Linked DNA regions of Homo sapiens: region 2 is linked to region 1. A link is an interaction called in ENCODE POLR2A ChIA-PET data of the cell type or tissue named here. Cell type or tissue: GM12878. All regions are shown on one strand.

Region 1 (4,000 bases):
AGGACTTCATCATATGAATTTGGGAGAGACAGAATTCAATCTATAACAATTGAAGATCCACACGTACCAGGCCTTTAACAGTCCTGTAAGGTAGGTGTTCTCATTCCCATTTCACAGAGAATGAAAGCAGGGCTCAGAAAGGTCAAGGGTCTTGCCTGAAGTTAGACAACAATAGGACCATCTGAAAACAACCACCCAACCCTTGCCGAGAACCTGGGGGTTGGCCACTGCCACACTTCTCCCCTAGGACCCTAGCAGGGAACTCTCTCCCCCTCAGCCTTCTCTTGATGAGCCACCCTGTCTAGGGTAGCCTGGCCTAGGATCTCTGTCAGATCCCAGCATAAATCACTCACCAAGCTGTGTTTTCTCCAGAATGAACATGGCAGGTGACCTGTGAGGTGTGCCTTGGATGGATGTCGGAGGAAGGGCATGTTGGGCTAGGGCCTCGTTCTCTTATGCACATACTGCTCTTGCTTGGCAGGATTCTTCACTTCTTCTCAGCTCTAAAGGAAACAAAATATTCTGGCCTTTATTCTCACGCATTCATTTCACGAATGAATAAATATGGATATATAAAATATGGATATGTGTATCCATCATTTATTTATTAAATAAAATAATGGTGGGGCAGTACCTGCTACATAGTTTGGGTTCAGTAAACATCAGTTTCCTCTTTCCTTTTCAACACATTTCCAAACTTTCTCTCCCCACTTTCCCTGCCCTCTGCTCAGGGAGCACAAGCTTATATCAAGACGAGAAAAACACGAATGCAATTTAGCAAGCAAAGGCTATGTACATGACCATCCCAAAACAAATAACTAAATGTATTTATTGATCACTCACTTCATGCCAGGCATTTTTCTAACCAATGAGTTGAATTAATCCTCCCACCAGTCCCATAAGGAGGACCCATTATCATCCCCTCTTTACAGATGGGGAAACAGAACAAAAAGGCAAAGTCACATGGCATAATTCCTTGAACAAAGCCAGTTATTCTAGAACTCTATTTTTATTTTACTAACTACAGTTTCACACTTAGAGGGAGAGTTAAATTAGGAGAAAGTCACAGTTGTGGTTGTCTGGTAGGTACTGCAATTATCAGCTTACAACAGCGTACCTCAGTTCCTCAGATGGCAATGCCTCCATTAAGCAAGGTTGCTGGGTGGAGGGCCCTCAGAGCTGCCCTAACAGGAGCTGGGGAAATAGGTCTCTCAAGGGGCTTAAACCTTGCTCCTGCTATTTGCATTATTCTTTACTTGCCAAATCCTTCTTCCCTATATCGTGTCAAAGTATAAATTGTTATCCCCAAATGCCAAGTTTTAGGACTAAAGTCCCAATGTGTAGGATTTTCCTATTTATTCAAGGTTTGTCAAGATGCTGTCAAGCTCAGAGGTAGGGCTTCCCCATGAAGGTAAGAAACATATTCAGCTGCCAGTTCTCTTCCTCCCAAACTGAGCAGGAATATTTTTATTTCCTATTTTCCCACCCCCAATCAGACATGTAGCACCTCTTAGCCTTGTCGTATTGAATGATTTTAGCAGTTTCCAAAACAAAATTAAATACAGCTCCAGCTTGAGAAATGTTCCACCTCCTGGAGTCATGGCATTTAGTATTATTATTCACTTATTATTATTCAAAACAAATAAGGATGATAAAACATCAGTTGGAGCCACTCCAGGACAGAAGGAACTGGAATATCTAATAAAAACCATAGTATTCCACAAATAGAAAGTGTTAGAAAATGCAGAAAAACAATGACAAAGGACATTCTGCACCTTCTCCTCAAAACACAGAACACCTGAAACAATAGAGCAGCTCTAAATGACCAGTGAATCTGACACAGAGAGAACTGTTTAGGGTACTCCCAGTTCAGACCTCAGAAAGATCAAATCGATGGGAAGCATGCAGCACAGAGTAGGTCATGATTTTTACTTTCCTTCCCTCTCTTGTGAATTTCAACGGAACTTCCTTCAAAAAGTCTAAACTCCCTGCAGCTAAGGAGAAAAGGTTATCGCATTCAGGAATTTGCTCTCCACTAGAAAACATCCAATGACCCCCACGTTCAGGAAGTCTCAGAGCCTTTAAAGCACATTTCAGCCTGAGCAAATGTTTAACTCCAACTTGGGAAAAGTCACAGGATGTTGCAAACCACCAACATCCCAAGACGGGCCTTCCCAGACTTACCTTCCCAGAGGAGAATGTGGCAGATTAGTGGTTTGGCGACTCTTACTTGGTCCCCAGTGCAAGGTGGTCAGGAATGTTACACAGATTGAGAAGCCAACCTTTGCTGAGGTCCCCCCGACCACAAGCCCTCCACCTCATTCTTCTTCTCCCTGATTGTCTCCAGTCCTGTATTATCTCGCACTACTTCCTCCAGCTTCATCTGAAGAGAGCCTCATTCCTGAGATGCCTAACTTTGGGGGTGTTGATTGTTACAAAGTAGCAGGGTTTACTTGTATGGTTCACTCTACCTAGATCTATTTCCAGAAAGAAAATAGGCAGAGACAAGGCAAACCTGGAGCCCCAGGGGACCCCCTAATTGTCTGTCTGCCCACTCTCTGCACTGCACAACCATCAACTCCTACTGCCATTTCCAGTTAGAGAAGGATAGAAAGGGAAAGAGAAGCAGAGCAGGAGGCAAAATCGGAGGAACGGTTTGCATCAATTTTGAAATAGGATGAGGAACTGTGGGACCATATCTTTTTTTTTTTTAATTCTCAATAATGTACCTAATTCTTGCATGAAATGAGGAAAACTGTCTTCTACCATCGCATTACTCATGATAGCTGAAATTTTTTAACACCTCAACATCATTAAGTATGCAATTTTAAAAAAAATAGAAACAACCTAAATATCTAACAACTGGGAATTTGCTAAGTAAATCCAAATTATTGAATACAATGCAATAATTCAAAATGCAATTTACAAAGATTTTAGGGACTAGGGAAATGCTAATGACATAACATTTAGTTAAAAACAAGATTCATTTACATACAGTTTAATCTCAGTTATACAAATATGGAAAACATATACAGTACTAGATATTGTTTTGTCTGCCAGTATCTACTTTCTCTGTCCTTGTTTCCAGCTTTTCTGGAAACTTTACACACACACACACACACACACACACACACACACACACACACACACAGTTGTCACGAGAAGAGCCATTATACACAATATGGCTGGCCCCTGGCCACAGCTGATTGGTCCAGGGTGGACATCTGACCCAAGCCAGGACAATTCTCTCCTTCCCCAGTAATTCTGGAATTGGAACTGAGGGAGTCTTTCTCTTTCCAGCAGCAGAAACGATAGGACAGCATGCCTAGTAGTTGCAGCTGTGGGCCCATGTGTCTGGCCCTCTGGGCCAGAGACCCCCCAGCAGCCAATCCATAAAAGTAGAGCGGGGAGGAGGCAAATGCAGAAAGGAAGAAACAGTTAGAGAAGGAGTGTCCTGACAAAACATAGGTCCCCCTGTCTTGCTGTTTCTGAGCCCTGGCCACATTTCTGCCCTTGGGGTGCATGAGACAGACAACCCCAGATCCTTATAATCAAGCCACCATTTTACCTAGGTCTTTTGAATTGGATTTCTGTCACTTATAACCAAAAGAATCCTAACCAATATGTGCTCCCTCAAATGCCCAATTACTTATACAATCTCCTACATCCCTCAACATGTTCTTGGGGGTGGGGGATCCGATGGCAAGTGATTTCTTTTTGCTTTTCTGTGTTTTCCCCCAAATTTTCTATTATGAACACTTTTATTATCTGGCATTCAGCATTCACCTCGAAATCTACCACCTTAATTCACTTACAACAGATATACACACTTTGCACGAGGTTAAGAGAAAACCTTATCAGAAAATATGTATTTATTAAATATGTGTGTATATGTGTGTATGTGTGTATATATGTGTATATGCCTATGTGTGTATGTGTGTATGTATGTGTGTATATATGTATGTGTATATGTGTGTATGTGTGTATATATGTGTGTATG
Region 2 (4,000 bases), 120 kb after region 1:
TTTATTTCTTAAATATCTTTTTGTTCAAGAATTTCATTTGCTCCATTTTCTTTAATCATATCACAAGCAGTGTATACTTCTTAGTATTATAAGGATCACCTGAAGTCAGGAGTTTGAGACCAGCCTGGCCAACATGGCGAAACCGCATCTCTACTAAAATACAAAAATGGGCCAGTGCGGTGGCTCATGCCTGTAATCCCAGCACTTGGGAGGCCAGATCATGAGGTCAGGAGATCGAGACCATCCTGGCTAACACGGTAAAACCCCGTCTCTACTAAAAATACAAAAAATTAGCCAAGCGTAGTGGCGCGCATCTGTAGTCCCAGCTACTCGGGAGGCCGAGGCAGAGGAATTGCTTGAACCCAGGAGGCAGAGGTTGCAGTGAGCTGAGATCATGCCACGGCATTCCAGCCTGGGCAACAGAGCGAGACTCCATCTCAAAAAAAATAAAAAATAAAAATACAAAAATTAGCCAGGTGTGGTGGTGTGCACCTGTAGTCCTAACTACTTGGGAGGCTGAGATAGGAGGATCACTTGAACTTAGGAAGCAAGGGTTGCAGTGAGCCAAGATCACACCACTGGACTCCAGCCTGGGCGACAGAGTAAGACTCCATCTCAAAAAAAAAAAAAAAAAAAAAAAAAAAAAAAAAAAGTTTTACCTGTTTACAATTCAAGATCCAAAGTTATCTGTCAGCCATCAGTTTTGAATGTGCCACCAACCAGCTTTACTTTCCATTTATAATGCTGCTTTGTTCACAGTAGGTACACATTGCAATAATGATAGCAGCAATAATAAAATAGCAGCTACCATTTCCTGGCTGCTCACTACATGTAAGAAACCATGTTTAATACTTTACATGAATTATTTACAATCTCTAAGCAACCTTATGGAAGAACTTATTTGGGTATGGTGACTTTGGGAGAGAATATTGTATTTATGTGCCCAGGAAGAAGCAGGACATCTGATCCAGTTAGCTTAGAGATGTAAAAATTAATGAGATGGTTTATAGGGTCTAATAACATGTGCTAAGGAGCTCTAGACTAAAGCCCCATTCTAAGTCTCTGCTCATGAGGTTCCTCGTTAAAACTGAGCAGAGGATTGCCCAGATGGGTCTGTCTAATCGATGGCTAACATACTTATAAAGGTACCTTTTAAATTCAGCAAAAGGTCCAAAGTGCCACCAACAACGTAGCCTAGATCCTCAAAAGCTACATGTTATGTTTGTTTTCCACAGCACTGCAGGGAACACGCACCCCAGATGAAATGTGTTAGTGGGGAGGCCGAGGGAGAGTGTGTTCTTGAAGCCACAAGATAAGCACAGTCCATATTCCTGAGCCTCAGAGACTTTTGTATGTGGGGAGGGGATGGAGTATTGTTTTACTATTACTATTTTTTAAAATAAATAGACCTATTATGGAACACAATGTAAAATTTGCATGGATTTGCAAGATAAAAAGACTTCAAAGAAACCTCAGAATCTTATTTCACTGGTCCCCTGGGATACTCATTTCGTATCACCTCTACAGTCAAGTACATAAGCAGAAAAATTTGAGAGGCACTTCATAAGACAGACAAGGTGGATTCCTGTATTGGTTTCTGTGAACTTGCTCAACTGCAGAGTCTAAGAAGTAGGCTTTATGCTGCTTTGAAATCCCTAAGTAATCTTCTGCCAGGGTCCATAACAGGTAAATAATGACCAATGTACTGCTCCAAATGTGGATTGCCACAGTGTCTGATGAGCCCCAATCTGAATGGGAGGCAACACAGACAGCAGCAAGAGACCTAAGAATCCCCTAGAGGAAGCCTGTGCAACCCACAACCTGTGGGCTGAATGCAGCCCAATGCAAATTTGTAAACTTTCTTAAAACATCATGAGATTTTTTTTGCGACTTTTTTTTTTTTTTAGCTCATCAGCTATCGTTAGTGTTAGTGTATTTTATGTGGCCCAAGACAATTCTTCTTTCAATGTGGCCCAGGGAAGCCACAAGATTGGACACCCCTGCAAAGCTTACTTACATTCCCACTCCTCAGTGGGCTTGCTAGCTAGTCCAAGACACGAAGTGGCACCTGAGATAACTGCTGGAGACACTTTAGCTAAGCTGTCAACCACAGTCTACCTCTTTCACTCCCCATTTTCCATCTTTCCTGGATCTTCATCTCCTCTCTTCCACGGACAGCCTGCTTCATTTCTTCCCCATTGACTTTCTTTCTTGCCTCCTCTCAGATATGATTAGTTCAGCTTTCTAACACACTTAGGCCTAAAGACACTGCTGGTCCCATCTAAGGAAAACTGCTTTTGAAACTATGAAGGCAGCTAGGCTGAATGTCATCTTTAATCTGACTGGAGTAGTAGAGAAGGATAAGAACTGTAAAAAGGTAAATTGGTTTTTCATGGAAACCAGAAAAGAAGACATTGAATAATTTTTAAATCCATCCCCTTAACAATGCAGCTTGAAACTGTTCAAAATGACTTTATATCAAGCAGTGATTCATTAATTAATGTGAAATTGGTAACATGACCAACTGTCCTTGATTTTCATACATGACTCTAAGCTACGACAAAGAGTTCTGCATTTAGGCTGTATTTAGGTAAGATATAAAGAAGAACTTCCTAACAGCTAGGAAGCTTAAATATTAGAACAGGTGAAGGTAAGCAGTTGTAGAATTTCTTTATAGGTGTTAAAACAGAAAAAAAATTCTTTCAATTATCAGAACAAAGGACTTTATTTGGTTGCCCTTTTAACATCCTTAAATATCAGTAATTCTTAGATTAAAAATTTTAAGATACACACTGAAACTGTATTGCCAAAAAGAAGCCTGAGGTTGTGTGGCTATCAAAACTACTTTACTTGCAAACTCTATATAAAAAATCTAAGCATAAACCAACAACACTGATTTATATATAAAGCAACACGATAGTTACTATAAACATCAGGTATATGTACCTAAAATCAAAAGTAGAGAATGAAAAGAAATACCATGTAAGTCTCTGAGGCTATTTTAAAAGACTAACACAGTGAATTTGAGAAATCCCCTTTAACTCCTACCTCAAATTTGAAAAATCTCTAGAAACAAGTAGAAAAACATTTTGTTTTCTTTTCCTTTTTTTTTTTTTTAAGGTTCTCATCCTGTCACCTAGGCTGGAGTGCAGTGGCAGGATGATGACTCACTGCAGCCTCGACCTCCTGGGCTCAAGCAATCCTCCCATCTCAGCCTCCTAAGTAGCTGGGACCACAGGCATGGGTCCCAGGACCACAGGCATGGGACCACACTTGGCTAATTTTTTTATTTCTATTTTTTGTAGACAGAGGATTTCACCATGTTGTTCAGGCTGGTCTCAAACTCCTAGGCTCAAGTAATTCTCCTGCCTTGGTCTCACAAAATGCTGGAATTACAGGCACGAGCCACCACGCCTGGCCTAGAAAAATATTTTAAAGGATAAATTCTACCACTTTTTTTTTTTGCCAATTTTCAAAACATTTTTCCTATAAAACACAAGGTGTTAAGTTTCTGGGCATGCCCCATTCCCTACCGCTACATTCTATAATTGCAATTTCTAGGCTTGGTAAAACAGTATCCTTATTCTCCACAAGTGTAGTGGCACACTACAGGCATTAAGAAACATGATCAGAGAAAAACAAACTATTACCTCAGAAAACAATTTCTCAGTTTATTCCCACAAAAACTCAAAAAGAGATGGTGATATCAAAGAATCCTGGATTTTTGTCCTTAAGTCAAACAGATGTATTGCCAGGGCTCTGGTTATGCTGCTGCTTGAGCTTGGCTGAGTATATCACTATGCTTCTCTGAAAATGAGAACAGCCAGACCTCTAACATTCTTTCAGCCTCTTATAATCTGTAATTTTATGATCCTGAAAGTGTTTTCAAAAGCACTCATGAGCCTTTCTCATAACTTCTTCTCCCTCCATTAACCTAAGATGCCCAAAAAGTGGATTATGCTAAGATGAGCAAGCATTCCTCAATCTTCTTCCTTTTCTC

What was found. ChIA-PET counts read pairs that join two places held together with the same protein. Peaks named below come from ENCODE experiments on the same cell type or tissue, not always from the same donor. Only the 100,000 strongest peaks of a DNase experiment are listed, where the experiment ranks them.
Region 2: POLR2A ChIA-PET joins it to region 1 with 5 read pairs; 2 of 35 experiments call an interaction of 5 or more read pairs at or near these places.

What each region holds. Positions count from the first base shown.
Region 1 is chr1:213,375,236-213,379,235 of GRCh38, reverse strand. It overlaps a transcript of RPS6KC1 not described here. Among named protein-coding and RNA genes, the nearest start is that of RPS6KC1, 330 kb to the right of the region's middle. In GM12878, no CTCF peak of the experiment used is centred here; no DNase peak of the experiment used is centred here.
Region 2 is chr1:213,254,439-213,258,438 of GRCh38, reverse strand. The region is part of intron 12 of RPS6KC1 (ribosomal protein S6 kinase C1); the gene reads right to left. Among named protein-coding and RNA genes, the nearest start is that of RPS6KC1, 210 kb to the right of the region's middle. In GM12878, no CTCF peak of the experiment used is centred here; a DNase peak (open chromatin) is centred at 1,668.